Linked DNA regions of Homo sapiens: region 2 is linked to region 1. The links are chromatin loops, found by intact Hi-C in ENCODE. Cell type or tissue: Calu3. All regions are shown on one strand. Links, peaks and the distances in the headings refer to the core of each region. The heading gives the core; the rest is flanking DNA. Region 1 overlaps MIPEP (mitochondrial intermediate peptidase). Region 2 overlaps TNFRSF19 (TNF receptor superfamily member 19).

Region 1 (16,871 bases), core at 4,794-12,793:
AAGCTGTAACACACGTTGGAATGAACTTGGGAAGGTAGAGTGCAGAACCGCAACATACACAACACCTAGGAAGCATGCAAGCGACCGAAATGGAGAAACATGCTGTATTCTTAAGGAAGAAGAAAGCTCAGTAATGTTTATTACTATAAGTTTAATGCTATCCAATTTATAAAGAATTTTTTTATTGTTACTTAAAATGATTTTGAAGTCATAGAGAATAAATATGCCAGAATAGGCAGGAAAACTCTCGTAAGGAAAAGTACTAAAAAGGGACTTATACCAGATAGTAGAACATATAAAAATGCTGTATTTAAAGAGCGTTATACTTAAAAATGCCAGAATAGTCAATTAGATCAATGGAAGAATAGAGAAATTTTAGACACAGACACAGATACATAAACAGTAAGACTATTTGGTATGTGATAAAAGTGTCATTTCACATCAGTAGGGAAAGACTTGGTTTTCAGGAAATGATGTTAGACCAATGGATAACCATTTGGGGTAAAAAAGTAGATTGATTAAAGATTTAAATATTTTTAAAAGAAATTATAAAACTACTGGTAATCTTGGGATATGGAAGGTCTTTCTTGGCATGATACAAACTCATACAACAGAAAGATTCATTGATTTTTATTATATAAACATTGCAAACTTTGGTAAGGCAAAACGCTTCCACATTCAAAGTCAGAACACACAAATGTTGACAAATGGTTCTGATATGACAAAGAGTTAATATATTATCTATGTTAAGAGACCTTTCAAATTACTTTAAAAAAAGAAGAACAAAAACCCCCCTTATAGAAAAATGGGCAAAAGATTCTGTTTGTGAAACTCTCATTTCACAAAATAAGGCATAGCAACAGATGGCCCTTAAATTGATAGCAGTGTGCCACAGCTGTAACAGTGGCACCAAGTGTGAAGTGGGTGGAACTGCATCTCTAGAATGGAACTGCGGGGTTGGACTTTGGCTTCAGGGCTCACTAAACCCTAGTTTTCTCCTTTGTAAAACGGAAATAAAAAGTACTTCATAAGAATCATATGAGATGTAAGGGAAATAATTTGTGTAAAGTGCTCTGCTCTGTACCTGGCATGAGACCCACCACCATTAAGGAAAGATAGAATGAAGCAAAACTTTTTGTCAGCCAGCAGCTGACAAAGTTGAAACAGAATAAGAATAGTAGTTCTGGTTTGGGATGATGGATCCTCTCTAGTTACGGGTAAATTGATAAGACTTCATGGAGGAGCATTTGGTAATATATATCAATGTGCATACTTTGTGATTAATTTCTTGGAATTTATCCTAAGGAAACAAACAAGGATTAAAAACTGTAACAAGGATTTTTATTATATTGTGGTTCATGGGAGTGGGAGAGTAAAAACATTTGCAGTCTATATAACAACACAAAACAAGCATCAAAAGCCAACTTTTTGAAGAACGTTTAAAGACATGGAGAACTGTTCAATGTTTGTGATATAATTTTACAAGAAAGAGCAAGATACAAAAGTATATACAGTTGGGCCTTAATTATTCTAAATATATAATATAACATTAAAAGTAGATTGAAAGGAAATACAAGAATTTTAATAGTCATTATCTTTGATAGGATTAGTGATTTTAAATGTTTCATATGTTTCTGCATTAGTTTTGTTACATAATAGACCTATATTGTGTAATACGATAAACGTACACTATAAATTTCCATTCAAGGTATATTTGATGTAATAATCAGGAAGGTAAATATATCTATTTTGAAAACTCAAGGAAAGCCAAAAGAGTAGATCAAATATTTGATTATTTCCATTCAATGTTGTTGGTTTTTTTTAAAAAAAATACCATTGACAAAAAAAAAAAGGTGTTACACTTGAAATTGGTTCCAAGCATGAAGCAGGAGTAAAAAGAAAGAAAACAATTCTCATTAGCCAAGAAACTCAGCTTCCAGCACAGCATCAAAGAATTTAATATTCTAAATAGCTGCTACTGGCTAGAAGAAAAACTAAAAATCTCATGCAGAGGGCCTTTGAAAAATTGTCCAAATATAAAACTGTTTTATGTTTTTAATTATTGGGATTTGGATTGAGTTGAAATAAATAATTATTTATTACAAACCTGTGGTACTAAATTATTTATTACAAACCTGTGTACTAAATAAAATTATTATTATTATTTAGTACAAACCTGTGGCTTTCACAGGTTTGTACTCTCTGAATAAAGGAATAAGCTCTTACATGACAAGCCAATCATAATTGTCAGTCAGATAGGTGTTTTGCCTGATGTTTGCCTTAATATCTGAGGATATTAAGCTCCTTGTTTAAAACAAAGTGTGTGTGTGTGTGTGTGTGTGTGTGTGTGTGTGTTTTGAAGAAACTTTTGGCAGTGAGGCTGAAAAAGACTTATTTATTTAACAAAAAACCACAATTTTTTTGTTAGCAATTTTTATTACCTGTTATAACCTGGGGCTCATTTCATTTATAGGCGAGTGGCTGAACTGTTTATGTTTGATTTTGAAATTAGTGGAATCCATCTAGACAAAGAAAAGGTACATCTTTCTGCTGTTTTTTTGACTCTTCCAGTTTTACTAACATTTAGTTGATACCATTATTGCTACAGTCCTTGTATATATTGCTTGAATTTGCATATTGCAAAAACGTGCAGGTCTTTTATCTGTTATGAAATTCTTCTTTAGATTGTATTTGAATATAGTCCCCTCTCTGGAAGTTGACCTATCACACCATGATAATTCAGAATTAAGACAGGCTTGAGCCAAGTGGAGTGTTTTAGATAATCATGGAATTAGGATGAGATAGGCAATATCAGGAAAGACTGGCAAGTGAATGGGAAAGCTGATGTCATTGAAGATTGGTAGTACAGGGAATATCACATAAGACCTTACATAAGTGTATTTATTTATATTATACGTGTGTTTGACTGATGGAACAAGCATAGATTACACAGTGTTTACACTGGGATGGAGGCCTTCTACCTAGTCCATCCCCTTCATTTTACAGATGTGGAAACAAGACAAAGTGATTTGTTCAAGTTGCCATCCTAACTAACAAATGGCCAGTGTTCTTAAAATTTCTAACACTGGCCACTGTTCTTTCTAGCACATAACATCCTGAGAAACCAAGTGCCTCATTTCAGTTGTAAATTCAGAGTTGGAAGAACAGGAGGGACTTGACACCATTGGAAGTTCAGCCTGCCCCACAGTCTCCCCCACTCACCTGCAGTCTAGACTATTATGGCTTTTTGTTTATTTGTTTTAAACAGTAATACATTTTTCCTAGTAAATATGGTAGAATTAAACCACTTACCTATGAAGAGATTAAGTTATCAAAATATCTGGAAAAGCAGAAGGCAGGGCCTTGGAAATATGTATCACATACAATAGATGTTACCATTTTGATAGGTGCTGAGTTTGAGTAATGCTGTAACCCCTCACACATCTGATGTGTTTGTGTGGCATTAAAGGTTCAGCATGTGATTCCTGGTCTGACCCTGAGCCAGGACGTGCCTTCCCAGCAGCCCATGAGGCTTATGGGCTCTACTGTAAACTCACATTGCCTAAGGTGACCACGTTTGCCGCTTTCCACATCAATTCTTCATTAATACTTCTCTGTAAAATAAAATTTGGGAGTTAGTTGTATTCTTTCCCTTCCTAATATTGTCATATCTTCTAACCAAGTCCTTGCATTGTTCCTACAGTCCTGCATCTGTCTGCATCCCAAAAGCAAATCACCTTGATTCTTATCACCAAACACCCGGGCTGTTCTAAAGGCCTCTGTCTTCCTAACAGTGATTTAACATCAACTGAGTATTTGCTACTTTAAATCATATATTTCTCATCAAATCCTCACAACAATTTTGAGCTTGGTGCTACTATTATTCCTGGCTTTTTTTAGACCAAGGCTGTAGAGGTTGTGGGACGTTATTTTGTAAGCCAGACAGACTCCAGAGCCTCCATGGCCAGCATGTCACCATCCTGCTGGTCAGTCTTCCCCGTCTGTGAACACTGGATTAGTTTTCATAAAGTATTGATTTGTTACTTTCCTGCCCAGAATCCTCCTGTGGACTTCCCATTGTCTAGTGAAGTTAACATGTAACAAAGAGCTCACACTCGTGGCTGTGCTCCGGCTGTCAGCCCCTCATACACAGTGTCCTCCCCCATGTGTTTGCTGTCCTCCTCCTAGGCCTGCTCACCAGGTTTCCCTGGCTGAAGTCCCCATGAAGGCTTCATCCTCACGCCACATTGCGAAGCTTTTATCAGTCCCCCAGGTGGAATTTTGTATTCATCCGAACGTATTTTACTTATTTCAGTCATGTGGCATTCTTCTTTACCTTTTGTTGATGATGATGCTGTTATTGTTGTGTTGCTTATCTAACTTCTAGGCTTACAAAGGATCAAGAACGTGGATCATGTTTTTTAATGCATATTAGTTTTGGACTCAGTAAAAGTATTGAGTGAATGTATGACAAATCATGATAATGCTAGCTATCATCAAGTTTGATATCTTCAGAAGGAAGGTTGCTAGTAGAGAATCCATGTGAATAGTTTTAATGTATCCTTATGAAGGGTGCTTTTGAAATTTTGCTGACAAATAGTATATGTTCAGTTTCACCAGCATAGACATTGCCGCTTTTATCTAACATATGATTACAGTGTAGCTCCTCTTTCCCCGGGAGCAGCTCCCAGGGAACCCCTCAATATTGAATATGCAACTAAAGTAAACCTGCTCAGTTTTTCCCTTGTAACTTCCATGTTTGTTCTCAGAGGTGCTCCACTAGGACAGGATATAAAGTAGACATGTTCCATTTTTCAAAAGAGAGACCATGAAATAAACCCACCAACAAAATCTATAAATCATCAAAGCCTATGTTCTTTCCAGTTGGTTTCTTATTTATTTATTATTATTATTATTTTTTGAGACAGAGTTTCACTCTTGTTTCCCAGGCTGGAGTGCAATTGGGCAATCTTGGCTCACCGCAACCTCCGCCTCCCGGGTTCAAGCGATTCTTCTGCCTCAGCCTCCTGAGTAGCTGGGATTACAGGCATGTGCCACCACGCCCAGCTAATTTTGTATTTTTGGTAGAGACGGGGTTTCTCCATGTTGGTCAGGCTGGTCTCGAACTCCCGACCTCAGGTGATCCACCTGCCTCAGCCTCCCAAAGTTCTGGGATTATAGGCGTGAGCCACTGCACCCGGCCTTAATTTTTAAGGTCTCATACAAATATAACTTATAAGTTTAAATGTAATAGAAATGTTTATTTTTAACATTATTTAATAACACAGAAATTTCATAGAATTTTTCAAGAGTTCAGATTATTGTACATTTCATTGTTACCACAGAATGATGAAGTGATATGCCTGGCAGATCATTGAAGTTGGCATGAACTCAGTTTTGATTTTTCCAGAGGTTTTATCAGTAGATAAAATCTTCAAAGTAGTTAATTTTATCACATTTTTTTTTTCAAAGTAAAAGTTTTGAAGACAATTTTGGAACTGTAATGTGATTTCAAAATCTTGTTCATCTTTTTTGTTATTCCACTTGTTACCATTAGGTGGTGATAAATGGCCATATCAAACAAAATAAGCAAAGAGAAATCTGGACTGTAAGGAAATGGGAGTCTCCTAAAACTTTTTTCCATGAAATTTGAATTTTCTATATTGAAATTCTGGGGATATTGATATATACTCAATTTTTTCAGCATCTTATCAAGCATGCCTCTACATCATCTATGTTTATCTTTAAAAAGTATATTAGTATTGTGGCTTAATCATTTTTTAGGAGCATAGAACAGTTTAGAACTTGTTAATTGCTATCTCCTCTCCCAGAAAGATTTGTGTACACTTTCACCTGAAGCCCAACATGAGCCCAGTGCGGAGCCTGTCTAGTTTTTTGGTAACCAGTAACTGAAAATTCATATGCAGAGCCTGTCTAGTTTTTGAGTAACCAATAACTGAAAATTCATCTGCAGAGCCTGTCTAGTTTTTGAGTAGCCAATAACTGAAAATTCAGCCCTTCTCCTCCAGTCAGCCTAATTATGTGGTTTCTAGTTTATATTTAATCTTAGAGCATTTATGGCAACCCCTTTGCTAATACACGTTTTCTCAGGTTATTGTGTATTACAAAGATATGACTGCAAGATTAAACCTAAGCAGATGTGTCCGCACCATCCACGTCCTCATCACTGACCATTTGAAGGCCTGGCAGGAGCAAGGACCATGTGCCACATGGCAGGGACACAGAGTAGAAGAAAGGACCATGCCCTGGGGTTCCAGTCTGCTTCTTAGACTTCACTGTATCATTCTGTAGCAGCTCAAGCACATGCAAAATCAGAACTTTATTCCCCCCTGAGACAGGGTCTCGCTTTGTTGCCCAGGTTGCAGTGGTGTGATCGTAGCTCACTGAAGCCTTACCTCCTGGGCTCAAGTGATCCTGCTGCCTCAGCCCCACATAGGGCTGGGACTGCAGGCGTGTGCTACCACACCCAAAATCAGAACTTTTAAAATGTGCTTCCCCCTTCTGGAGGCTCACTACACTTTTGCAAATAACTGTTTTTTTGTTTTTTGTTTTTTTTTGAGACAGAGTCTCCCTCTGTCTCACAGGCTGGAGTACAGTGGTGCGATCTCGGCTCATTGCAACCTCCGCCTCCTGGGTTCGAGCGATTCTCGTGCCTCAGCCTCTTGAGTAGCTGAGATTATAGGCACGTGCCACCACGCCCAGCTAATTTTTGTATTTTTAGTAGAGATGGGATTTCACCATGTTGGCCAGACTGGTCTCCAACCCCTGACCTCAAGTGATCTGCCCTCCTTGGCCTCCCAAAGTGCTGGGATTACAGGCGTGAGTCACTGCACCTGGCATGTGTTTTTCAATGTTGTTAATTTCAACAATTAGTTATATAACCTAGACATAAAATAGAACTAGAAGTTATGTAAATCTTAAAACATAGAAACATCAGAAAACCATAAGTATGATCTTTTTGTTAGAATATTAAATATCTGTTAAAAGTAAAATTAATATATTATTTATAATATAGTAACAATATATTCATTTTACTAAACTAATATTTTATTAAGTGATAATTCAACAATATATATGTTGATTTGACATATTTATATTTTGTTTATTAAATTGTGAAATATTAATTCAAAACGCCTTTAAATAACTTTTACTCCTCCTGCATACAGCGTAAAAGAGCAGTGGACCTCAATGTTAAAATCTTGGATTTGAGTAGTACATTTCTTATGGGAACCAATTTTCCCAACAAGATTGAGAAGCATCTCTTACCAGAACACATTCGTCGTAACTTTACATCTGCTGGGGATCATATCATAATTGATGGTCTCCACGCAGAATCACCAGATGACTTGGTATGTATGTTTCATTCTCTTTGTTGTTTAGGTCCCATTTGTGTGTTGCTACTGTTTTAACCCAAAATTCAGTGATAATATAATAGTATCCTTAAAAACTTTTTAGCATTACTAAGCCCTAAAAATTTAACTTGTGGAATTATTAATGCCATAAACACTTTAAAGAATGAAAATGATTTAATTACTTATATTTCATACAAGACTCCTTATTTTTAAAGTATGATTAATAACACCATTAACTGACATTCTAGACTACAGAGACTTTTAAATTCATGCAGCCTTACTTCTCCTGGTTAAGACGCTTTATAGCATAGAGATCCACGCACTGGGTAGAGGTTTGCCCCACCGTACCTCAGAACAGTACCCTAGAGCTGCAGTCAAGTATGCTATTGCATCCCATGCTATTTTATGACTCTGGAAGCTTTATGGCCTCGTGTAGACCATTGCTTTATTTTGAAAGCAGTGATCATCTGCAGATCAAGTGGTGAGCATGAGCCTGTGTTATTGTTGCATAGGACTGTGTGATGATATTTATAGCCTTCACCATTTACTTTTTAAACGTAGGTGCGAGAAGCTGCTTATAAAATTTTTCTTTATCCCAATGCTGGTCAATTGAAATGTTTAGAAGAATTGCTCAGCAGCAGAGATCTTCTGGCAAAGTTGGTGGGGTATTCCACGTTTTCTCACAGGGCTCTCCAAGGAACGATAGCTAAAAATCCAGGTAAGCCTGTTTATCCAACATTTAAGGGCAAAATAGGATTTTTATGAAACTGAGCTTTTGATTTTAAATAGCTGTAAATTAGTGTTCTATTTTTAATACATGTAGAGAACCATTTATTGAGATTTTCTATGTATTTTTATAGGAACCATTTTTAAATAGAGCTAATAATTTGGCATAATTCTGTCCAACCAAAGAATTTTATTTTATGTGAATGTTGAGAGTAAAATCATAACCTAAATTTTCATTTTGATGTTAGTCTAAATTGTTTTCATTTTAACACAGTTTCTGTGCTGAATTTGACAAATTGGTTAGAATTAGTGTAAGAGAATGAAAGATCAGTATGTTTACTGAGGTCAAGGTTAAATGTAGGTTAGGTCATATAAAAAACACACAGTCAGATAAGCCTCCTTTTCAGAGAGAAGAGTACTGCTTAGGAAGGTTTGTGCTAGGTGAGGTGTTACGGAAGTGTGTCGTTGGGTTTGTCATAAACTTGCCTTGTGCTATGTTGAGTTCCTTATGATTCATAATGTCTAAGAGAAAATGTTACACAATAATAATATAAATGTACATAATACGTTTTTTCAGAAGCATTTATTAACTTACAGTTGTAATTTAGGTGGTGAGTCAGGAGTAGGGTGGCCGTGATGATGGAGCTGCGTGAGACTCAAGGTCTTGGCAGTGAAGTTGCAAGACTTAGTGAGGGTGAGAGGGAGGAGGAGGCATTGTGGTGGGCCCCCTGGGTTTCTGGTTGTACATCTGGTTAGACATTCCACTCACCGACAGAGGGGACACTGGGGGCAGATCACAACCTGAATCCTCGCTTGTCTTTATTCCTTCTGTGCTTATCCCTTCTCACCCTAGCATGTTCCTCTCTTCTCCAAAGTTCTCTAAATGCACTCAATCTTACTTCTTACTCTTTCGTAAACAACTGTTTCCCTTGACCTGTCAGGGCTCTCGGTTAAGCTACAGGCGTGTCACGCTCATTGCGGCCTGGGTTCCCTTGCTCGTGTCACTCTCCTATGGAGAGCAGCTTTTCTTCCTGGTCTGCCTGTTAAAATCTTACCCCGTTTTTTTAGTGCTCAGCTCAAAACCCACCTCTTTCATGAAGCTGGTTAAACTTTTTCACTTTCCTTGGACTCCTTTGTCCCCGAACCCTTAAAACACTTACATTTTTTTTCATATAATCGAAGCTCCTAAACAGATATAATATGTATGTTATGTATTAAATGTGTGTTTTTAGTGTATGTTTTTTCTTTTTTTGTAAGTATCAGTTTGGTGAAAAGTATGTTTTTCTGTAGTCGCTGTTGTCAACAGTTTGATTATAATAGTACCATATTTTTATTTTATATTTATATAAAATAATAATATTAGAATATCATTCAGTGCTTATCCTGTTGTTATCTCATTTCCTTCCTCTGCAGCTTTGTGAGGTAGGTATTTGTATTCGTGTCACAGATAAGGAATCTAAGGTTAGGTTATATTGCTAAAATGTGGCAGAACTGAAGCCTAAACACATATGCTACATTTATGGTTTTCCACAGGCTGCTTGAGACCTAATGCCCTATGTTTTATATCATCTACATCCCCCTTTTGTTTATTAATTCAGCAAATATTTACTGATTGCCCACTGTATGTCAGATATTATTCTCGGTCAGGGAAATAAGTCAGTGTACAAAGCAGAAGAAAATTCCTATCCTTATGCAGTTTACATTCTTGGGAGCAAGGGAAGAACAGTAAAGAACGAAATAAGTAGATAAAGTATGTGGTATGTTATTAGTTAATACAAGCCATGGAGAAAACTGAACAGGGAAGGGGATAAGGTATGTGGGCATGTAGGCTGGTGTTGGAGTTTTAGAGAGCATTGTCGGAAGGCTCACTTAGAATGTGGAATGTGAGCGTGCTCTTGACAGACACAAGCATGAGGCTGTGGCTCTTGAGGGGAGAAAGGTTTCACGCAGAGTCACTATCAAGTGCTAAGGTCTTGAGGCAGAAAAATGCCTGCCACGTTTGAGGAGGGCAGAGTGGCTGAAGCGCAGCGTGTGCAAGGAGAGTGGCGAGAGGTGGGAACAGACTGACAAGGGGCGGCATTAAGTAGAGACTTGATGCAAGTGCAGCAGGTCACTGTGGGGGTTGGGGCAGAGGAGTGAGATGATCTGACTCCAGTGCTAATGGTGAGTCAGTGCTGCTGTTCCTGAGAGAAGACTGCAGCAGGGCCAGGGTAGAAGAGGGCCTGTTTAGATGCTGTTTTGCAGTAACCATGATGAGAAGTGTTGGCATCTTGACCAGGTGGTAGCAGGGAAGGTGGTAAGATGTGATCAGATTCTGGGTACAGAGTATTTGGAAGAGGGAGCCAACATTTTCGACCTAAGCAACTAGAAAGAGAGTGAGTTACTACTGTTAACTAAGATTGGGAGGACCGGAAACTTGGTTTGTTTCAAGTTAAGTTTGAGATACCAAATGAGGTTCAAGTGGTGAAGTTGGGTAGGCAGTTAGATGGAGTGTGGAGTTCTGAGCTTCATATGTAAGTCTGAACCTCTAAAATGAGATTCTGATACCACTAAGAGAGTGAACTTAAAGAACAAGTCCAAGGACTGCGCTCTGGGGCCTTCAAGTTTAAGAGGCCAGGCATGTGAGGAACTGCTAGTTAACGCTGCCAGATGTAACGGCCACTAAGGGAGGTGGAAAGTGATTACAGGGTGTGGTCCTGGAGGCCGCGCAGAAGGTCTGTCTACAGGAGAGGGGAGAGATCAGCTGACTCATGCTGTGGCCAGGTCAGATGTGAGGAGGGCTGGGCATGACCACTGGCTGTAGCAGCGTGGAGCTCACTGGACCTGCAGCACCCAGCTCCAGATTCCGTGACTGGCAGGTCACCCTTGTGCACTAAGTGCTTGGTGTGCTGATGTATTGGCAGGGGGCTGTTGTGCACATCATCACGTAAGATGTGCTCTGGGTCCTTGAGGATTTAAAGCTTAGTTGAGGAGCTGGATATATGCATATAAAAAGATAAATAATAATAGAGGTTGGCACGTTTTCGGTGTCGATGGAGTAGTACAGACAAAACAATGCCATGGGATTTAGGAGCTCGGGGCATTTGTCAGATGCATCTGTGGCTGTGGAAGGCGCCCTGAGGGAAATGAAACTGTCATGCACAGTGATGGAGTGAGTCCTCAGCAGAGCAGAAGGAAGACAGAGAGGCTGACTGAGGCTAAGGCGGGCATTCATGTGGCTAGTGAATGAGGAGGTAACTGCGGTGAGGCACTTAGTGGGGGGTTTCAAACTGAATCTTAATATGACAATTCTCTGGGGACACTAATTGAGGCAGGCCAGATGTGGTGTCTCATGCCTGTAATCTCAGCACTTTGGGAGGCTGAGGCAGGCAGATCACTTGAGGTCAGGAGTTCAAGAACAGCCTGGCCAACATGGTGAAACCCCATCTCTACTAAAAATACAAAAATTAATTGGGCGCGGTGGCGGGTGCCTGTAATCCCAGCTACTCAGGAAGCTGAGACAGGAGAATCGATTGAACCCTGGGAGGCAGAGGTTGCAGTGAGCCGAGATGGGACTTCTGCACTCCAGCCTGGGCAACAGAGCAAGACTCCATCTCAAAAAAAAAAAAAAATTAATTGAGGCAGATTCTTCACATGTAAAATGACTGGAAGAATAAGATGGGTGAATGTTAAAACACGGTTATTAAGAAATAAAACGTATACAAGCATACATAGGGATTCATTTGAAAACAGTTTGGTATGGTACCTGGAATATAATCCTAAAATGAGATTTCATTGTTGACTAAATAATGTCTTTGTTCCCCAAAAATTCCTATTGTTGTTTCATATGGCACATGAGCCAGTGTTTTCAGAATTCGTATACACAGGACTTGTTAAGTATTGACAGTGGCAAGAAACCTCATGGTTTGGGTTTAGGTTAACCACCATTATTTATTTCCTTAGTCTTTTATTTCACTCAAAAGGAGATAACTTAAATTGAAGAGAGGGCAGGAAACTTAAAACTGTATAAAAGATTATCTGGAAAATACAAACATAGTGTTTGTGGTGAACTAAAATACATATGAAAGCTCTGTACACATAAGTCAGTGATAAAAAGTGCTACATTCAGAAATACTTGCAAAACATTTCCTCTTGTGGGAAACGGTGATAATTCTACTGCACTGCCTTTATGGGTTTGTAAATTATGACAACTATGGCAGAAGTATTTTAATAAAAATACTTTAAAAATTCTATCAGAAGTTAATATTTATTTTTCTTATTTTGCTATTTTTTTCATATTTATCCTGAATAGATTATTCTACAGTTGTATATAACAATAAAATTGTTATCAAGAAAAACATTGATCTTAAAAAATTTATTTCAGGGAATTATACTTCTACACTGCACCTATTTTTATGAACAAAGCAGTCTAGATATCTCTTTAAAACTCTGAAAACGTCAGACATGTCTCAGAACTTTTTTTTCTTACACATATGAATAGATAGAAACACCTTGAAATTTTGTACTTTTTTCTTTAGCCTCCCATTAACTCTTTTTTTTTTTTTTTTTGAGATGGAGTCTCACTTTCTTGCCCAGGCTGGAGTACAGTGGCACAGTCTGGGCTCACTATAGTCTCTACCTCCTGGGTTCAAGCTATTCTCCTGCCTTAGCCTCCCAAGTAGCTGGGACTATAGGCATGCACCACCACGCCTGGCTAATTTTTGTATTTTTGGTAGAGACGGGGTTTCAGCCTGTTGGCCTTGCTGGTCTTGAACTCCTGACCTCAGGTGATCCACCCCCTGCCCTCAGCCTCCCAAAGTACTAGGATTACAGGCATGAGCCACCTGGTCCCATTAACTCTTTTAATTTTGGGATAGAATCTGACGCTGTGGATTATTAGTATGCCAATTTAATTTTTTTCTGATTAAAAGATCGTCATCACCTAGAAGCATTTACTATATGTTTGGTATATGTTGGTAGCTCTACTTCCCTTTGAAAATCATCACTTTAAGGGAATTGTGGGATATAGATTATGATCATCACATAATAATTTTAACAGATATGTTCATTTTATTTCACATAATTGAAGATATTTTCTTTTGGATTTCGTTTTAGAGACTGTCATGCAGTTCCTTGAAAAACTATCTGACAAACTTTCTGAAAGGTTAGTTTTTATTCTACTATTTAGTTTTTTGGTTATATGTTATTTAGTCTTTTTAAAGAAGACTTGATTTATAAAAAATTAGGAAGTGACCTAGAATATAAGTTTTGGCATATTGGACCAGACCTGTCTCACTATGAGACATACTTTAAAAGGCCATAGTTGTCTTCCTTATGTGCCATTCTTGAAAACATAAGCTGTCCCCTTTCATTAAACAATTGTTTTTAGAAATTCATCTTTCATTTGCACTTTAAAAATCTTTACCAAAATGTTTTTGAAACTATTTATTTTAACTTGTACCATGAATTTTATGACAAGTTCATAAAGTAGTATTTCTCTTCTTTTGGCCTAAATACAGGAGGCTCATGGATGTGGTGTCTTTTTAATTTTGTGTAGTATTTTAAGGATGTTCTATCTCAACATTTGTAATTTCAAGCTGAAGTGTTCTACTGCCTTTGGTGTGTCCGTTTGTTATAACAAGTTGAGTGTCCCTTATCTGAAATGCTTGGGACCACACATGTTTTGGATTTCATTTTTTGGGGGGAATTTGGAATATTTGCATATACATAATGAGATATCTTGGGGATGGGACCCAAGTCTAAACACGAAATTCATTTATGTTTCATATACACCTTATACACATAGCCTGAAGATAATTTTATACAGTGTTTTTAATAATTTTGTGCCTGAAACAAAGTTTTGGCTGCAACCTATCACATGACATCACATGTGGAATTTTCCACTTGTACCATCATGTCAGTGCTGAGAAAGTTTCAGATTTTCAGATTAGGGAGGCTCAACCTGTATTCCTGCCTCCCCTGCCCCTCCCCTGCTCAGTGCCTTCGATCATACACTTGCCCTTCACTGGCCCTCTTCTAGGCCTTAGTTGAGAGGCAGCACACCTTTAGGTACTAAGGATTCTAGGAAGAAGCAGTCACCGTTTGTAAAAAAGGATGATGTTTTCTCTTTTTCTCTTGTAATGCTGTCTAAAATTTTGTTTGCCTGTTGTGGCTACACCAACACATTGGATCTTGGCTCACATTTCTGTTTTGGACTATAAACTCATGCCTTAGAACTCATTCTTCTCTAGTTTGGATTATGTTTATAAATTCTAAAATTTTCTTTTAATGATCCTGGTGAACCACTGTGTCTTTGATACAATAAAGAAAGAGGGTTAGTTATGCACTTATTGAGGATTTATCCTGCTTTACTTAGTTAAGTGTTAGTAGTCTTTCTCTACATAGCTATAGATTTTAGAGCAAGCATAGCTTCATCATTTTACAGGTATATATAGGAATTAATTCCAATATACATGTCATATTCTACAAATATTAAATACCTATTTAATTATTGACCAGCTAGAGTTTTTCCAAAGGGGAAAAATGACTAGAAATCTTAAATGTAGCCAATGATAAAATTCCTTTCTAGGAGTTAATTTGTTAAGTCTCTTTTAAAGGTATAGCAAAAAGTAGTGATTTAAAGTTAGTGATTAATGCTTTGCATATTTGTAATGACATTGCTAGTTTTTCCAAGCTTTAGTACTCTTGAGACATTTATCCACCATGATGCTTTTTAAGGTAGAAATCGCAGTAATATGCTGCTTTATATATTGTTATTTCTCATGACACTTAGGTAAAATTTGGATTAATAGTGATTTATGTGTGCACTACTAATTGTATCTAATCTTATGAATATTGGAATGTAACATAAGCAAACTAGTCCTTTCATAATGTAATTGTTAAAATTTTGTCCTAACAAGTAATGATAAACCTGTTTTATAGAACTCTGAAAGATTTTGAGATGATACGAGGGATGAAAATGAAACTGAATCCTCAAAATTCCGTAAGTATGTTGGAATATTTTTATTATAATATAGACAGTCTGTCAACTGAAATCAATATCTTTTGATTCAGGAACTTTCTTGTGATAGGCTACAGGTCCATTTAGTCTTGTTTCTGATCCTCGGTTTTGGTGAATAAAGATGTTGAAATATTTGATTCTTATGTCCCAAACTGATGTTGCCTGTACATACAGCATTTTTGTTGAGGAGTCGACATATTTTATGTATATACACTAACACAATGTGTATATATTCATGCAAAGACTGCTTTCATTCTGTGGAATGTTGGCTTCTCAGTTTGAAGCAGACTTTAAGGAGACTCAGTGGAGGCTTCATCTGGCAGGTGGCAATTTTAACCATCAGTGTTAATGTTGCAGTTCATTTGCTTATTTGTTAGCTAATTTATGGTGCCCAATTGAGTATTTGACTAACAAAGTATACCACATTCTAAAAACACTTAAGTGTTGTTTTCAATCATATGATTATATGATCTTCCTTATGTGATCCAAGAGTATAGACAAGTATTGTTATGGCCAGAATGCTGCCCAGGTGATTGGGGGAGTGCCCTGAAAAGTGTCGAGAGTCCAGATATTAGGACTCATTCCCATTTGGTTCTAGGGCACTACAGGATTGCCGGGGTTGTCTACACCATTCTTTTCCAAATGCTGTTATTAGTTCTTGACTTAGTTGCTGCTGCCAGAGCCATAGTCATAAGGAAGATTTAGGGAAATGGGCCTTGCAGATTTACAAACTGTTTACTAGCTTCCCAGATACAGCCACTAGGAAACAGATTAATCCCATTAAACTCAGCGATGTGTAGAGTAGCATGTCAGTCTGTTAATTTATGGAAGGAGCTGTGTCTAGCAAAGTAACTACTGTTAGTCATCTGCACAGTCATCTGCACACCTTGACCTGGTAGGTAGGCTTATTTGGGAAACCAGATAATAGGTAAGAATTTAGTTTGGTGACTATAGAAACAGAAAAATAAAAAACAAAATGTGTTGCCAAAAGCTAATTCAGTAAAAGTGAATATGACTTTAAACTGTTATCTGTAGATATTTGTATATAGCTTATGGATACAATTATTCTGCAGATATTTGTGAAATGCCCAATCTCCTCATGAAGTCCCTGCTTTGGTGAATGGTGCCACCATTCACCCTGCTGCTCTGGTCAGGACCTATACTTAATCCAGACCAGTGGTTCTCAAAGTGTGGTTCCTGGACCAGAAGCAGTAGCATCACATGGGAGCCTGTTAGAAATGCAAATTCTTGAGCCCCACCTCAGACCCACTGAATCAAAAACTGGGGTGAGCTCCACAATCTGTGTTTCAACAAGCACCCCAGGCACTGCACACTCCCCTCCCCCATAATCATTTGTTAGGTCCTGCAGATTCTCCCTCCCTGTGAACTCTTGTGTCTTCTCCTGTGCCCATTGCCATAGCCTGGGCTATGATCCCAATCATTATTCTCACCCAGATGGTAACTGGGATTGCCTAACTGGTTTCTAGCCTTTTGTTTTTGCTCCACTCGAAGCCGTCTTGGATTCAGACAGTTTAGCCATGTATTTAGCCCAGTGTTAGGCATAGAATTGGTTGTCAACACTTATTTGAACTATGAATGAATAATGAATGAATGAATTGCCACCAGAGGGATTTGTCTAAAAAGCAGATCTGATCTTGTCACTCTGTTGTTTAAAATTATTCAGTAGCTCCTGGTTATTCTCCAGTTTCCCTTCCTACTACCCTGCTGCTCCCGCCAAGCCCTCATGATTTGGCCCTTGCCTCCTTCTCTAG
Region 2 (16,871 bases), core at 5,092-13,091, 270 kb after region 1:
TTACATGAACATAGCCCAAGATATCCAAGGTAAACAGTTAAAATAAGAATCTTTTAAAAGTGGCCAAGGAAGAGAAGGGTATCATCAATCTAAGTCAGCAACAGTATCGGTGGACCTGGAGCTGCTGTGCAGACTTCTTAATACCTAATAATTGAAAGGAAGTGAAAAGAGGCTGGGACCTACTGACCACACACCACTGGTGGGTCAAGGTGTAGACTGTATCCAGGAATACGATTCCAGAAGCCCCAGCCAGCCCTGACTACACATTTTTATGGTAGAAACCTAACTAACAATGGAAGAGATGCTCAGATACCTTGGGAAAAAATAGAATTGAATGCCTTCCAAAGAAAATAATAATTAGGAGAAATAAAACCGCAGAGGAAAGTTTAACTATACCTGCTTAACCAAAGCACTTCCAGGCTTTAGTTTTAAGGCACAGGTACATGTTTGTAATTGAAAGAACCTCATGACCCAGAGTGCGTTATTTTAGACAGATGGACTGGAGGACAGAAAATGTCAGAAGTTTTAAGATACCTTTAATACAGAGAAGCAAATAACATAACAATGTTACAATAAAAGTTATTTGAAAATGCTAATGGCCTACTAAAAAATGTACTTTTTACCCACAATATAAAAAAATCTTTTGTTGTATATATCAATAGTTTGGTCTAGCTTTTCTTCTTTTTCATAATTAACTTTAAAAAGTTTTATGTTTACTCTGCTTTCAAAATTTCAAATACCATAGGTAACCAAAATTCTAAGCCTCAGTCAAAAAGGGCCCTGAGACTTGTTTAATTACAAATTAAAAGGTATCCCTCCAAACTGTCTATCTATTTATCTATTTATTTATTTCTCACTTTGTCACCCAGACTTGAGTGCGGTGGTGCAATCTCGGCTCACCACAACTCTGCCTCCCAGACTCAAGCGATTCTCCTGCCTCAGCCTCCTGAGTAGCTGGGATTAAAGGCGCCCACCACCACACCTGGCTAATTTTTGTATTTTTAGTACAGATGGGGTTTCACCATGTTGGCCAGGCTAGTCTGGAACTCCTGACCTCAGGCAATCCACCTGCCTCGGCCTCCCAAAGTGCTGGGATTACAGATGTGAGCCACTGTGCCTGGCCCAAACTATACATTTAATATCTCAAGCTTTAAAAAAGATTATTTATAAACGTAGTTGTCTGAAAAAAAATTTAAAGCTTAGTCTTAGTCAAAAGACTAAATTTTCCCTTGATTTGTAAAGCTTGGAAGTGAAAATTAGCCAGTTAAATGTAATTTTAATTTCAGTGATTTATCTGACTTTAATATCCTCATAACTTATTTTTCTTTCCTCTGAAAGACATATGCTGTTGCAAAAGGAACAATGAAAAGAAGAAATCACAAATTCATGAATGGACAATTTAAAAACATCTAACATTAAAGTAACTGCTTATAAAAAGCTCAAGCTCTCTGAGTTAAGTGGGGTGGAAAATAAAAATATATTTATGTTTTCATTTGTGTATCTGAATCCTTTGCCTCTCTGTTGTATGTTAGAGCATGAGCAAAGTTAAGTTGCTGATTTTATTTATTATGAGCTAAAACTAAGAAAAAAGACTTGGCAAAATATATGATTTATAACATATACACAAATTCATTCATTTTTATATTACCAGATTTAAGTGTCACTTTTTTTTCCAAGTAATATTTGAGATTAACTGATTTGTTCACTCATGTACTGTGTCAGGAGCTGGGTGCTCTGTAGATACAGGGTAGAAGACTGAACAACATGGGCTTCCAGGTGGACAGCTCAGGGCAGGCATGTGGTAACATGGTATACAACTGTGCACCTGAGTGGGTCCTAAGAATCTCATTTTTCACTGGCATTATTACCTTTACTTTTATTGCTCCTCATTCAATTTGTCCTGGTCTTTTTTTTTAAAAAAATTATAAATATGGGAACAGAAGATGAACAAATGAAATAAGTACATAAAGGCAGAAATGTTCTGGTTGCTTCCCTTTGGCTCTTACTTCACAGGGGGACAGCTCTTTCAATCCTTATGGAAAACTGCTATCTAGAGAAAAATATTTCTTCTGGATAGCCATGGGAATATGAAATACAGCACCTGTTATCAGATACTGTTCTCAGAAGATGGAGTATTTCTGTTTAGAAACACAATTTTTTACAGCAGTTTTTAGGTTCATAACGAAATTGAGAGGAAGGTAGAGAGATAGTCCTTACATGCCCCGCCCTCCCCCGCCACACACAAAGGCTCATTCTTATCAGCACCCTGCACCAGAATGATACATTTTTTACAATCTATGAACACATCACTGTCACCTAAGTTCCACTGTTTACATTAGGGTTTATTCTTGGTGTTATATTCTGTGAGTTTGAACAACACAGAATGATATGCATCCACCATTACAGTATCACACAGAGTAGATTCCCTGCCCTAAAAATCTTCCATGCCCACATATCCATCCCTCCCTCACCCTTACCCATGGCAACCAGTGATCTTTTTACTGTTTCCATAGTTTTGCCTTTTCTAGAATGTCGTATAGTTGGAATCATACAGGAAGCAGACTTTTCCAATTGGCTTGTTTCACTTGGTAATGTGCATTTAAGGTCCTCTATGTCTTTTCACGGCTTGATAGCTTATTTCCTTCTAGTGCAGAGTAATATTCCATTGTAGGGATCACAGCTTATTTACCCACCCCTTACTAAAGTACCGCTGGGTTGCTTTCAAGTCTTCATAATTATGAACAAACCTGCTATAAGTATCTGTGTGCAGGTATCTGTATAAGCGTTAAGTGTCCATTCCTTTGATAAAATACTAAGTAGCTCAATTGCTGGATCAAATAATAAGAGTATGCTTAGTTTTGTAAGACACTGCCAAGTTGTCTTCCAAATGGCTGTACCATTTTGCATTCCCACTAGCAAGGAATGAGAACTCCTGTTACTCCACATCCTTAACAGCCTTCAATGTTGTCTGTGTTCTGGATTCTGGATTCTGGATTTCTAATAGGTGTACGGTGATATCGCGTTGCTTAAATTTGCATTTCCCTGATGACATACTATATGGAGGATCTTTTCATATGCTTATTTGCCATCTGTGTATCTTCTTTGGTGAGGTGTTTGTTAAGGTCTTTTACCCATTTTTAAATTGGATTTGTTTGTTTTCTCAGTGTTAAGAATTTTTTGTATGTTTTGAATAACAGTCCTTTTTCAGATATCTTTTACAAATGTTTTCCACCAATTTCTGGCTTGTATTTCCATTCTCTCAACAGTGTCTTATGCAGAGTGGAAATTTTCAATTTTAATTAAGTCTAGCTTATTAATTCTTTCTTTCATAGGTTGTGCCTTTGGTGTCATATAAAACAGTCATCACCAAACCCAAGGTCTTCTAGAGAAAATCTTCTAGGAGTTTTATAGCTTTGCATTTTACAGTTAGGTCTGTGACCTGTTTTGAGTTAGGTGTGTCTAGATTCATTTTTTGCATGTGGATGTCAAGTTGTTTTAGATCCATTTGTTGAAGACTCTATCTTTTCTCCATCATGTTGTTTGCTACTTTGTCAAAGACCAGATGACTACACTTAGCTGGGTCTATTCCTGGGCTCTCTATTCTGTTCCACTGATTGGTTTGTCTCTTCTTTTGTCAATACCACACTGTCTTGATTACTATATGTTTACAGTAAGTCTTGATGTGGGTAGTGTCAATCCTCCAACTTTTTCTTCTAAATAACTGTGTTGATTATTCTGGGTCTTTTGCCTCTACATATAAACTTTAGAATCAGTTTGTCAATATCTACAAAATAACTTGCTGGGACTTTGATTGGGATTCCATTGAATCTATAAATCAAGTTGAGAAACACTGACATCTTGACAATATTGAATCTTCCTCTCCATAAACATGGAATATCTCTCCATTTATTTAGTTCTTCTTTTATTTCTTTCATCAGAGTCTTGTAATTTTCCTCATAAAGATCTTGTACATATTTTGTTAGACTTATCCCTAGGTATTTTATTTTGGGGGGGGTGCTAATATAAATTATATTGTGTTTTTAATTTCAAATCCCACTTGTTCACTGACAGTATATATGAAAGTTACTGACTTTTGTACATTAACCAGGTATCTTGAAATATTACTATAATTGCTTATTCATTCCAGGAGTTTTTCTGTTAATTCTCTTGCATTTTCTACATAGATGATTATGCCATATGTGAACAAGGAGAAGTTTATTTCTTCCTTCCAAATCAGTTTACCTTTTATTTCTTTTTTTTTATTTTGTCTTGGTGCATGAGGTAGGATTTCTTGTATGATGCTGAAAATGAGTGGTGAAAGGGAACATCCTTGCCTTGTTCCTGATCTTAGTGGAAAGCTTCTAGTTTCCATCATTAAGTATGATATCAACTCTAGAGTTTTGGTTTTGTTGTGGTTGTTGTAGAAATTCTTTACCAAGTAGAGGAAATTCCTTTCCATTCCTAGTTTACTGAGAGGTTTTTGTTGTTGTTGTTGTTTAATCATGAATGGGTGTTAGATTTTTCAAATGCTTTTTGTGCACTTACTGCTATATGTGATTTTTTTCCCCTTTAGCCCACTGATGTGACATATTACATTAACTGAATTTCAAAGGCTGAACCAGCCTTGTGTATGTGGGATAAATCCCATTTTGTCACAGTGTGTGATTTTTTTAATATACATTGTTGGATTCAATTTGCTAATATTTTGTTGAGAATTTTTGTATCTTTGTTCATGAGAGATATTGGTCTATAGTTTCTTTGTAAAGTCTTTGGTTTAGGCATTAGGGTGATTTCTGGCCTCACAGAATGAGTTAGAAAGTATTTTCTCTGCTATATTCTGGAAGAAGTTGTGGATAATGAGTATAATTTCTTCTTCATTTTTGGTAGAATTCACCAGTAAATTCACTTTAACTTGGTGCTCTCTGTTTTGGAAGGTTATGAATTATTGATTCAATTTCTTCAGTCAATATAGGCCTATACAGACTGTGGATTTCTTCTTGTGTGAGCTTTGTCAGACTGCGTCTTTCAAGGAATTGATTCATTTCATCTAGGTTACCAAATGTGTGGGCACTGAGTTGTTCACAGCATTTCTAATGTTCCTATAGTGATGTCCATGCTTTCATTACTGATATTAGTACTTTGTGTCCTCTCCCTTATTTTCTAAGTTGGCCTAGTTAGAGGACCATCAGTTTTATTGAATTTTTTCAAAGAATCACCTTTTGGTGATTCTTCACTCTCTCCAGAGTTTCTGTTTTTAATTTCATTGATTTCTGCTTTAATAGTTATTTATTTTATTCTGCTTACTCTGAATTTAATTTGTTCTTCTTTTTCTAGTTTTATAAGGTATAAGCTTAGATCACCAATTTTGGCTCTTTCTTTTTTCTAATATGTGCCTTCAGTACCCCCTGAGCACTGGTTCACTGCATCCCACAAATTTTGACAAGTTCTGTTTTCATTTTCATTTAGTTCAAAATATTTTTAAATTTATCTTGCAATATCCTCTTTGACCCATGTGTTATTTAGAAGTGTGTTCTTAATCTCCAAGTATTTTAGAGTTTTCCAGCTATCTTTCTGTTATTGATTGCTAGTTTTATTCCATTGTGATCTGACAGCAGACACTATACGATTTCTATGCTTTTACCTTTGTTAAGGTGTGTTTTATGGCCCCATATGTGGTCTAGCTTGGTGAATTTTCCATGACAGCTTAAGAATAATGTGTCTTTTGCTGTTGCTGAATGAAGTTGTCTATAGGTGTCAGTTATATCCAGTTGATTGATGGTGTTGAGTCCAACTATGTCCATATTGACTTTCTGCCTGCTGAATCTGTCCATTTCTGATAGTGTTGAAGTCTCCAACTACAGTAGTGGATTTATCTATATCTCCTTGTAGTTCTATCAGTTTTTGTCCCACATGGTTTGATTCTCTGTTGCTAGGGGCATACCCATTAAAGATTATTATAATTTCTTAGACAATTAGCTCCCTTATGATTATATGATGTCCATCTTTATCCCTGACATCTGTCTTTGCTTTGAAGTCTGCTCTGTCTGAAATTAATATAGCTACTCCTGCTCTTCTGATTAGTGTTAGCATGGTATATATTTCTCCATCCACTTACTTTTCATCTATGTGTGTCTTCATATTTGAAGTGGGTTCTTGTAGACCACAGAGTTGGATCTTGTTTTTTGACCTGCTCTGATAATGTTTATAAATTGGTACATCAGATCACTGACACTGAAAATGATTATTGATATAGTTGGGCTAATAGTTACCATATATATTACTGTTTTCCATTTCTTGGCCTTCTTATTTGTTCTTATTTCTGTCTTCCACATTTTCCCTTTTGTAGTTTTAATTGAGCATTTTATGTGGTTTCATTTTATCTCCTTTCTTAGCATATCAGTTATACTTCTTTTTATACTTGTTTTAACGGTTGCCCTAGAGGTTGCACTATACATTTATAACCAGTCCAAGCCTCCTTTCAACTAACACTGTACTACTTCACAGATAGTGTGAATACCTTATAACAACAAAATAATTCTAATTCCTCCTCCTCACCCTTTGTATCATTGCTGTAATTAATTTCACTTATGTGTGTGTGTGTGTGTACACACAAGCATACTCAATCAAATACATTGTTTCTATTATTAGTTTGAACACACTATCATCTATTACATCAATTAAGAATAGGAAAATTAAAGTTTTTATTTTACCTTCACTTAGCACTTCTTTGATGCTCTTTTATGTAGATCCATGTTTCTGACCTATATTATTTTCCTTCTGTCTAAAGAACTTCTTTTAACATTTCTTACATGGCAGGTCTACTGGTAACAAATTCCCTCAATTGATTGAGAAAGTCTTTATTTGTCCTTAACTCTTGAAGGAAAATTTCTCAGGGTACAGAATTTTAGGTGCTATTTTCTCAATACTTTAAATGTTTCACTGCACTCTCTTCTGCCTTGCATGATTTCTGAGTAAAAGTCAGATGTCATTCTTATCTCTGCTCCTCTGTACATATGGCGTTTTTTTCCCTCTAGTTTCTTGGAGGGTTTTTTCTTTGTTTTTCTGCAATTTGCAAATGATATACTTGGTGTCATTTTTGGGCATTTATCTTGCTTGGTGTTCTCTGAGTTTCCTGGATCTGCAGTTTGGTGTCTGGCATTAACTTGGGAAAATTCTAAGTCATTATTGTTTCAAATATTTCTTCTGTTCCTTTCCCTGATTAGCATATTAAATCAGAATATTCATGATTAATGCTATTAGCATATTAATCATAGTTGTTCTTGATTCTCTCTGATAACTCCAAGATCCCTGCCAAGTCTGGTTCTGATGCTTGCATTGTCTCTTCAAATTGTATTTTTTGCCTTTTAGTATGCTTTGTACATTTTTGTCAAATGTCATACATGATACACTGGGTAGAAGGAGCTGCTATAAACAGGCCTTTAGTAATGTGGAGGTGAGATGTGAAGGAAAGGGCAGCTTTCCATAGTCCTGTGCAGGCCTGTGCCTCTGTACTGTAAGCTTCCCCAGTGCCTCTCCCTTAAATGGGAGAGAATGGCTGGAGCAGACTGAGTCAGTATTTCCCTTCCCCAGGTCAGTTAGGCTCTGATAAAACCCCAGCAGGTGAGCCTTTGGTGTATGTGTTTCTCTTGAGGGCAGTCCTTGTTAAGAAAAAGAGCACTCTAGCATATTTCAAAATGTTCCTTTTCTGCCTCCCCTGTCAGAAAAACAAGGGATTTTTTTGTTTTGTTTTGTTTTGATTTTGACATTTACTATGAAAATCGGTTTGAGTTCCTGGAAGTAAAACTCACAAAAGCATGGGAGGGTGCTCTATGAGTGGGTCCTCCTGGAGTTTTAACTCTCAGACTTTTCCAAACCTAGGCTACAGCAGGCTGTCAATAACAGTGCAGGTTTCCCACCCTGGTGCTGGCTCCAGGGGAGGCTTCTGCAGCAGTGTATTGTGATTCTCTGTAGCTGCCTGCGACCTCACTTCTCTTGCAGATCTAAGAGCTGCGGACTTTTCAGTTTGTTCAGCTTTTTACTTCCTGTTGGGATAGAGTGACAACCTCTAAATTCCTCATATATATGAAATCAGAAATGGAAAAATGATTTCTTAATCAACAAAAATATTAAGGCTAATAGGACTTTCATCTTATGGTCTGATTCTCCAAAAATTAACTTAAGGTTATATTCTGCAGATTCAAAGGATGAATATAAGACAGTAATTTCTTAGAAACTATTCACTCATGTCTCAGAATCTGTGAAGTTTCATTCAGATTTTCACTGAGATTTGGGAAAAGAAGAATGTTTGAGGAAAAGAAAATGTCATCATCTTTAAACGAAAATTAAAATTCTAAGCCCCCACCATCTGAATGGACCCCCCCTCTTGGCCAAGGACATTCCAAAGTTAACCTGAAAAACTAGTTCAGGACAGGATGGAAAGGGGGCGCCAGACATGCCTCATGGTACCCTCCTCCCTTCCGGAATTACTGATGGAACAGACTCTTTCAGTCTGATAAGAAAACACTTACAATCTATTCTCTCTGAAGTCTGCTACCTGGAGGCTTCATCTGCATGATAAAACCTTGGTCTCTAAAACCCCTTATCTTAACCCTTTCTATTGACATTCCTTTCTATTGACTCTAGGCATTCCTTTCTATTGACTCCAGGTCTTTAGATAATAACCAATAGCCAATCAGAAAATCCTGCAATCCACCTGTGACCTGGAATCCCCCTTCCCCTACCTGCTCCCCACTCCCAGTTGTCCTGCCTTTCCAGACTGAACCAATGTTGAGTAATGTCTTATGTCTCCCTAAATTGTATAAAACCAACTTGTAGCCCTACCACCTTGGACACATGCTGTCAGGATCTCTCGAGGGCTGTGTCATGGGCCACTGGTCACACATTTTTGGCTCAGAATAAATCTCTTCAAATATTTTACAGAGTTTCACTCTTTCCATCAGCAGTCTATTTTCCTCTTGGGCATGATGGCATTTTTAAATACTTTGTTCACTGATCCTAGATATGTCAACCTGTTAAAAATTAATCTTTTTACACCCCACACAGAAAAATCTATGTCTGAAAGTACTTGTTACTGTAATCAACAGGGGTTGAAAAATACCTGTTGAGATGCTACTGTTAATGAGATATCACACAGACTTTGAAGGTCAGTCAGTTTCAATCCAAATGTAAAGCCCAGGATACTAAAAGCCACCACTCATTTAACACAAAAGCCAGAGAGAAACGCTATCTATCAGAAGCCACTTGCAGAATGCATAATTCTTTGTTTCCTGCTGTTTATAGATCATTGATCAAAAATCTATGAATGACAAGACTCAACTGTAGATAATGGCAGTCTGTAGGGGAAAAGGACTTCTCTTTAAAAGTCCCTTTAAATAAAAAGAAAAATCTATTGTTCCTTTTCTAACAGAAAGGCTTTGATGTTTTATTTAAAACAAAACAATACATCACTTCTCCACAACTAGTAACATCTTCAAAAGATCAGCAAATAAAGCAAATGGATGTATAGCTCTGAACGTGCTCACAAGAAAAGGCAGGCTTCAAAACATCCAAGACTGTGAAATGTGTCCTGATATAACACACACTAACACACAGTTTCTTAGCACATAGTGGTTGAAATGAATATATTTAAAGTGCTCCTGGGAGTAACATACACTCACTGTGGTGAGATCAATAATAAGACACATACTGTCAAAGGAATGTTCAAAACCATGGTTTGGAAAATGCCTGCTATCTCAGAGCATCTTTATTTAAGACACTGGCAGGCTCTACTTCTTGACAAGTAATGCTGACATTCATTTTAAGAAAAAGAAGTCCCAGTAAGTAGTAGCATTCATGATTTCTGTTATCAATGATTTAGGGTTTATATATATATATAACTGTAAGTTCTGGGATACATGTGCAGAACGTGCAGGTTTGTTACATAGGTATAAATGTGCCATGGTGGTTTGCTGCACCCATCAATCCATCATCCACATTAGGTATTTCTCCTAATGCTATCCCTCCCCTTGTCGCCCACCCCATGACAGGGCCTGGTGTGTAATGTTCCCCTCCCTGTGTCCATGTGTTCTCATTGTTCAATGAGAATGGGAATGCTTCCAGCTTTTGCCCATTCACTATGATATTAGCTGTGGGTTTGTCATAAATAGCTCTTATTATTTCCAGATACATTCAATCAATACCTAGTTTATTGAGAGTTTTTAGCATGACGGGGTGAATTTTGTCAAAGGTCTTTTCTGCATCTACTGAGATAATCATGTGGTTTTTGTCATTGGTTCTGTTTATGTGATGGATTACATTTATTGTTTTGAGTATATTGAACCAGCCTTGCATCCTAGGGATGAAGCCGACTTGATTGTGGTGGATAAGCTTTTTGATGTGCTGCTGGATTCAGTTTGCCAGTATTTTATTGAGGATTTTCGCATTGATGTTCATCAGGGATATTGGCCTGAAATTTTCTTTTTTTGTTGTGTCTCTGCCAGGTTTTGATATCAGGATGATGCTGACCTCATAAAATGAGTTAGAGAGGAGTCCCTCTTTTTCTATTGATTGGAATAATTTCAGAAGGAATGGTACCAGCTCCTCTTTGTACCTCTGGTAGAATTCGGCTGTGAATCCATCTGGTCCTGAGCTTTTTTTGGTTGGTAGGCTATTAATTATTGCCTCAATTTCAGAACTTGTTATTGGTCTATTCAGGGATTTAACTTCTTCCTGGTTTAGTCTAGGGAGGGTGTATGTGTCCAGGAATTTATCAATTTCTTCTAGATTTTCTAATTTATTTGCATAGAGGTGTTTATAGTATTCTCTGATGGTAGTTTGTATTTCTGTGGGATCAGTGGTGATATCCCCTTTATCATTTTTTTATTGTTTCCATTTGATTCTTTTCTCTTTTCATCTTTATTAGTCTAGCTAGCGATCTATCTATTTTGTTAATCTTTTAAAAAAAACAGCTCCTGGATTAATTGATTTTTAAAGGGTTTTTTGGTGTCTCTATCTCCTTCAGTTCTGCTCTGATCTTAGTTGTTTCCTGTCTTCTGCTAGCTTTTGAATTTGTTTGCCCTTGCTTCTCTAGTTCTTTTAATTGTGATGTTAGGGTGTCAATTTTAGATCTTTTCCACTTTCTCCTGTGGGCATTTAGTGCTATAAACTTCCTTCTAAATGCTACTTTAGCTGTATCCCAGAGATTCTGGTACATTGTGTCTTTGTTCTCTTTGGTTTCAAATAACTTATTTATTTCTGCCTTAATTTTGTTATTTACCCAGTAGTCATTCAGGAGGTTGTTCAGTTTCCATGTAGTTGTGCGGCTTTGAGTGAGTTTCTCAATCCTGAGTTCTAATTTGATTGCACTGTGGTCTGAGAGACTGTTATGATTTCCATTCTTTTGCATTTGCTGAGGAGCATTTTACTTCCAAATATGTGGTCAATTTTAGAGTAAGTGCGATGTGGTGCTGAGAAGAATGTACATTCTGTTGATTAGGGGTGGAGAGTTCTGTAGATGTCTATTAGGTCCAATTGATCCAGAGCTGAGTTTGGTCCTGAATATCCTTGTTAATTTTCTGTCTCGTTGATCTGTCTAATATTGACAGTGGGGTGTTAAAGTCTCCCACTATTATTGTGTGGGAGTCCAGGTCTCTTTGTGTAGGTCTCTAAGAACTTGCTTTGTAAATCTGGGTGCTCCTGTATTGGGTGCATAAATATTTAGGATAGTTAGCCCTTCCATTCCTCTTGTTGCATTGATCCCTTATACCATTATGTAATTCCCTTGTCTTTTGCAATCTTTGTTGCTTTAAAGTCTTTTATCAGAGACTAGGATTGCAACCCCTGCTTTTTTTTGCTTTCCATTTGCTTAGTAAATATTCCTCCATCCCTTTATTTTGAGCCTATGTGTGTCTTTGCACGTGAGATGGATCTCCTGAATACTGCACACTGATGGGTCTTGACTCTTTATCCAATTTGCCAGTCTAATTGGTGTATTTAGCCCATTTACATTTAAGGTTAATATTGTTATATGTGAATTTGATCCTGTCATTATGATGCTAGCTGGTTATTTTGCCTGTTGATGCAGTTTCTTCATAGTGTCAATGGTCTTTACAATTTGGTATGTTTTTGTAGTGCCTGGTACCAGTTTTTCCTTTCCATATTCAGTGCTTCCTTCAGGAGCTCTTGTAAGGCAGGCCTGGTGGTGACAAAATCTCTCAGCATTTGCTTGTCTGTAAAGGAGTTTATTTCTCCGTCACTTATGAAGCTTAGTTTGGCTGGATATGAAATTCTGGGTTGAAAATTCTTTTCTTTAAGAATGTGGAATACTGGCCCCCACTCTCTTCTGGCTTGTAGGGTTTCTGCAGAGAGATCCACTGTTAGTCCGATGGGTTTCCCTTTGTGGGTAACCTGACCTTTCTCTCTGGCTGCCCTTAACATTTTTTCCTTTATTTCAACCTTTGTGAATCTGAAGATTATGTGTCTTGGGGTTGCTCGTCTTGAGGAGTATCTTTGTGGTGTTCTCTGTATTTCCTGAATTTGAATGTTGGCCTCTCTTGCTAGGTTGGGAAAGTTTTCCTGGATAATATCCTGAAGAGTGTTTTCCAACTTGGTTCCATTCTCCCCGTCACTTTCAGGGACACCAATAAAATGTAGGTTTGGTCTTTTCACATAGTCTCATATTTCTTGCAGGCTTTGTTTGTTCCTTTTCATTCTTTTTTCTCTAATCTTGTCTTCACGCTTTATTTCATTAAGTTGATTTTCAATCTCTGATATCCTTTCTTCTGCCTGATTGATTCAGCTATTGATACTTGTGTATGCTTCATGAAGTTCTTGTGCTGTGTTTTTCAGCTCCATCAGGTCATTTATGTTCTTCTCTAAACTGGTTATTCTAGTCAGCAATTCCTCTAACCTTTTTTCAAGATTCTTAGCTTCCTTGCATTGGGTTAGAACATGCTCCTTTAGCTTGGTGACGTTTGTTATTACCCACCTTCTGAAGCCTACTTCTGTCAATTTGTCAAACTCATTCTCTGCCAGTTTTGTTCTCTTGCTGGCAAGGAGTTGTGATCCTTTGGAGGAGAAGAGATGTTCTGGTTTTTGGAATTTTCAGCCTTTTTGCACTGGTTTTTCCTCATCTTTGTGGATTTATCTACCTTTAGTCTTTGATGCTGGTGACCTTTGGATGGGGTTTTTGTGTAGATGCCCTTTTTGTTGATGCTATTCCTTTCTGTGTGTTAGTTTTCCTACAAACAGTCAGGCCCTTTGCTTCAGGTCTGCTGGAGTTTGTTGGAGGTCCACTCCAGACCCTGTTTGCCTGGGTATCATTGGCAGAGGCTGCAGAACAGCAAAGACTGCTGCCTGTTCCTTCCTCTGGAAGCTTCGTCCCAAAGGGGCACCCACCAGATGCCAGCCAGAGCTCTCCTGTATGAGGTGTCTGGCGACCCCTGCTGGGAGGTGTCTCCCAATCGGGAGGCTGGGGGGTCAGCGACCCACTTGAGGAGGCAGTCTGTCCCTTAGCAGAGCTCGAGTGCTTTGCTGGGAGATCTGCTGCTTTCTTCAGAACTGGCAGGCAGGAACGTTTAAGTCTGCTGAAGCTGCACCCACAGCCACCCCTTCCCTGAAGTGCTCTGTTCCAGGGAGATGGGAGTTTATCTATAAGCCCCTCACTGGGGCTGCTGCCTTTCTTTCCCTTTCTTTCAGGGATGCCCTCCCCAGAGAGGAGGAATCTAGAAAGGCAGTCTGGCTACAGTGGCTTTGCCAAGCTGTGGCGGGATCCACCCAGTTTGAACTTCCAGGTGGCTTTGTTTACACTGTGAGGGGAAAACCACCTACTCAATCCTCAGTAATGGCAGACGCCCCTCCCCTCACCATGCTTGAGTGTCCCAGGTGGACTTCACACTGCTGTGCTGGCAGTGAGAATTTCAAGCCAGTGGATCTTAGCTTGCTGGGCTCCATGGGAGTTGGATCTGCTGAGCTAGACCATTTGTCTCCCTGGCTTCATCCCCCTTTCCAGGGGAGTGAATGGTTCTGTCTCGCTGGTGTTCCAGATGCCACTAGGGTATGAAAAAAAAACTCCTGCAGCTAGCTCAGTGTCTGCCCAAACAGCTGCCCAGTTTTGTGCTTAAAACTCAGGGCCCCAGTGGTGTAGGCACCTAAGGGAATCTCCTGGTCTGTGGGTTGCACAGACAATGGGAAAAGCGTAGTATCCGGGTTGGAGTGCACCATTACTCATGGCACAGTCCCTCAAGGCTTCCCTTGGTGAGGGGGAGGAGTACCCGGACCCCTTGCACTTCCCAGGTGAAGTGACACCCCATCCTGCTTTGGCTCACCCTCCATGGGCTGCACCCACTGTCTAACCAGTCCCAATGAGATGAGCTGGGTACCTCAGTTGGAAATGCAGAAAACACCTGCCTTCTGCACTGATCTCGCTGGGAGCTGCAGATCAGAGTTGTTCCTATTCGGCCATCTTGCTAGCCACCACACAATGCTTTAGTTTTAAATCTTCAGTGGAATTTCAGTTGTTATTGATTAATGCAAATTAACCTTAAAAATTTTACTGTTTTAGTGAAACACTACAAATTTTAAATTATATAAAACAATGACATCTGTTGAATTCTGGGTTTGAGAACCTATTTATCTCAGTAAGACACATGAATCAAAAGTATTAAAAAAGGAATTGTATGATATTTGGCTAAAGTGACATAATGATCCAATAATTCTGTCATGGTATCCAAAGTTTCATTAATAATTAACTCAAAGAATTGAGTTAAGACGAATGCATTTTACAAACACAGATACACAACTTTGCCATGTATCCAATATACCTTAGACAACTCCATGCCTGGCCCACACTGGTTGCAGGGAACACAGTTTCCAGACCGATCCCTGAATTCTTGCTGTCTACAGTCTCCTGATTCACAAGTCACTTTACATGACTGAAAAAAAAAATTTAACAAAATGTTATCTTAAAGTATGTTAAACATTTTTTTTTGCAAGAAAGGAACAATATTTTCAATATTAGTCACACAATCACTGAATGTAAATATCAGTTCAAGTCAATTCAATGTTCACTTTAGGAAGAAAACACACTTTCTGAATAAGTCAGTGGAACAACTAAATCAATAAGCCAAATTCTTCTCTGTATTCCAGAGAATACTCATTGATTCTCTAAACAGGGTATCCCATTTTCTTGGAATTAACTGCTATCCTCCTCAGATACCCTCTGGGACTCAAGATATGACATGACTTAGGAGCTGTTCTCTTCTCTAAGTAAGAAGATATTTAAAAAAAAAACAGTTATGACTTTCTTTGATATATGACCCAAGGTCCTTTTGCTACCAGAAAAAAATCTGAATTGAAAAATTTTTCAATCTAAGAAATATAAACATATTCAAGTATAATGAATTAAATAAATTGAATAATTAGTATAGCCACAAGAGCGTAGCCACAAGAACTTCGCAATTATCGTTTAGACTTATCTGCCATGCGGTTTTGATGAGGAAGTTTCAACCCTTTTCAACTGAACTACATTTCCTTAGAGGATGTCTTTCAAATAATAATTTCTAACAATCAGGACACCAGTAAAATCCTTGGTGATGATGATAAAGATGGCAGTAGTGGCCCAACTCTCGGAACTCTTCAAAGTAGAAGTGCCATCCAAATCTGAGCTTATGCCTTTACTGATTACCACTGAGCCACTGCCTGGGACCTAACAGTATGCTTTGGTTCACAGCATAGGACTTAAATGGAAAATGTATACTTAGGCAAAAACAGAGGTTATTTGTCATTTTCCAAAATATAGCTTTTTTCTCTTATTTTTTCTGAAAACAACAAGTTCTCCTTGTAAGATATCATCCTAGAAAAGTATGTTTATCTGCTTAACGGACAGTATTTCATGAGTAATGCTGGTATTAGCAGCATCACAGAATTGGTGAAGACGTTTGGTCCAACCCCTTACCCTAAGCAAGAATGCCCTGAATAGTGCTACTGACGCGGTTCTGTTTTCCTTAATGGAAGCTGAAAATCTTAGGAGGAACTGGGGTAACAGACACTGCTGTTCTGTCTAATGCTTACCACACAGTTGAGCACAGGACATTGTTTTTGATGCATATAATTCTGTACAAACCTTCTCCACCTTGAAGCAGGAATATCTGTGAAGATATCTAACAACCTCTTTAAGGTCAAAGGTTTAATATCTAGGGCAAGCAGGAGGAAGAATTCAAGGTGAGGTTTGAGACTAGAAAATTCTTTGAGACAGACAGGCACGGTGGCTCACACCTGTAATCCTAGCACCTTGGAAGGCCCAGGTGGGCAGATCACGAGGTCAAGAGATTGAGACCATCCTGGCCAACATGGTGAAACCTTGTCTCTACCAAAAATACAAAAATTAGCTAGGTGTGGTGGTGCGCACCTGTAGTCCCAGCTACTTGCAAGGGCTGAGGCAGGAGAATCACTTGAAACTGGGAAGCGGAGGTTGCAGTGAGCCAAGATCGCACCACTGCACTCCAGCCTGGTGACAAAGCGAAACTTCGTCTCAAAAAAAAAAAAAAAAGAAAGAAAGAAAGAAAATTTTTAAGGCTATAAAGATTCTTGCCTCAACTCCTCCTCAACTCCCAGTCTTGCAGTTTACTTATTTATAAGGGGTAGGAGCTTCCCTTCCACCACAGAGAGACCGTAAAGAGAAAGAAATTACACAACCTTCCTCTTAGACCATTATTCAATGTTTAACAGCCTCCAATTACAGCAGGGAAGCTCTCCTACATTCACCTGAATCCCACTTTGTCTTTATTTTTTTATTTTTTTTATTTGTATCTATTTATTTATTTCTGAGACAAAGTCTCACTCTGTTGCCCAGGCTAGAGTGCAGTGGCGTGATC

What was found. Hi-C counts contacts between places; a loop is a spot of excess contacts. Peaks named below come from ENCODE experiments on the same cell type or tissue, not always from the same donor. Only the 100,000 strongest peaks of a DNase experiment are listed, where the experiment ranks them.
Region 2: a loop joins it to region 1, with 5 times the contacts of the local background. A loop is called at or near these places in 5 of 110 quality-filtered maps.

Annotation. Positions count from the first base shown.
Region 1 is chr13:23,860,512-23,877,382 of GRCh38, reverse strand. MIPEP (mitochondrial intermediate peptidase) reads left to right here. Exons shown (of 19, transcript NM_005932.4): 5 at 2,474-2,537; 6 at 7,188-7,370; 7 at 7,935-8,091; 8 at 13,194-13,242; 9 at 15,021-15,081. Among named protein-coding and RNA genes, the nearest start is that of PCOTH, 20 kb to the left of the region's middle. RefSeq lists an enhancer at 11,123-11,262. In Calu3, for the core only: a CTCF peak has its summit at 5,562; DNase peaks (open chromatin) are centred at 8,782 and 9,062.
Region 2 is chr13:23,591,404-23,608,274 of GRCh38, reverse strand. It overlaps TNFRSF19 (TNF receptor superfamily member 19), which reads right to left. Exons shown (of 10, transcript NM_148957.4): 3 at 14,820-14,930. Among named protein-coding and RNA genes, the nearest start is that of TNFRSF19, 29 kb to the right of the region's middle. In Calu3, for the core only: no CTCF peak of the experiment used is centred there; DNase peaks (open chromatin) are centred at 8,484 and 8,734.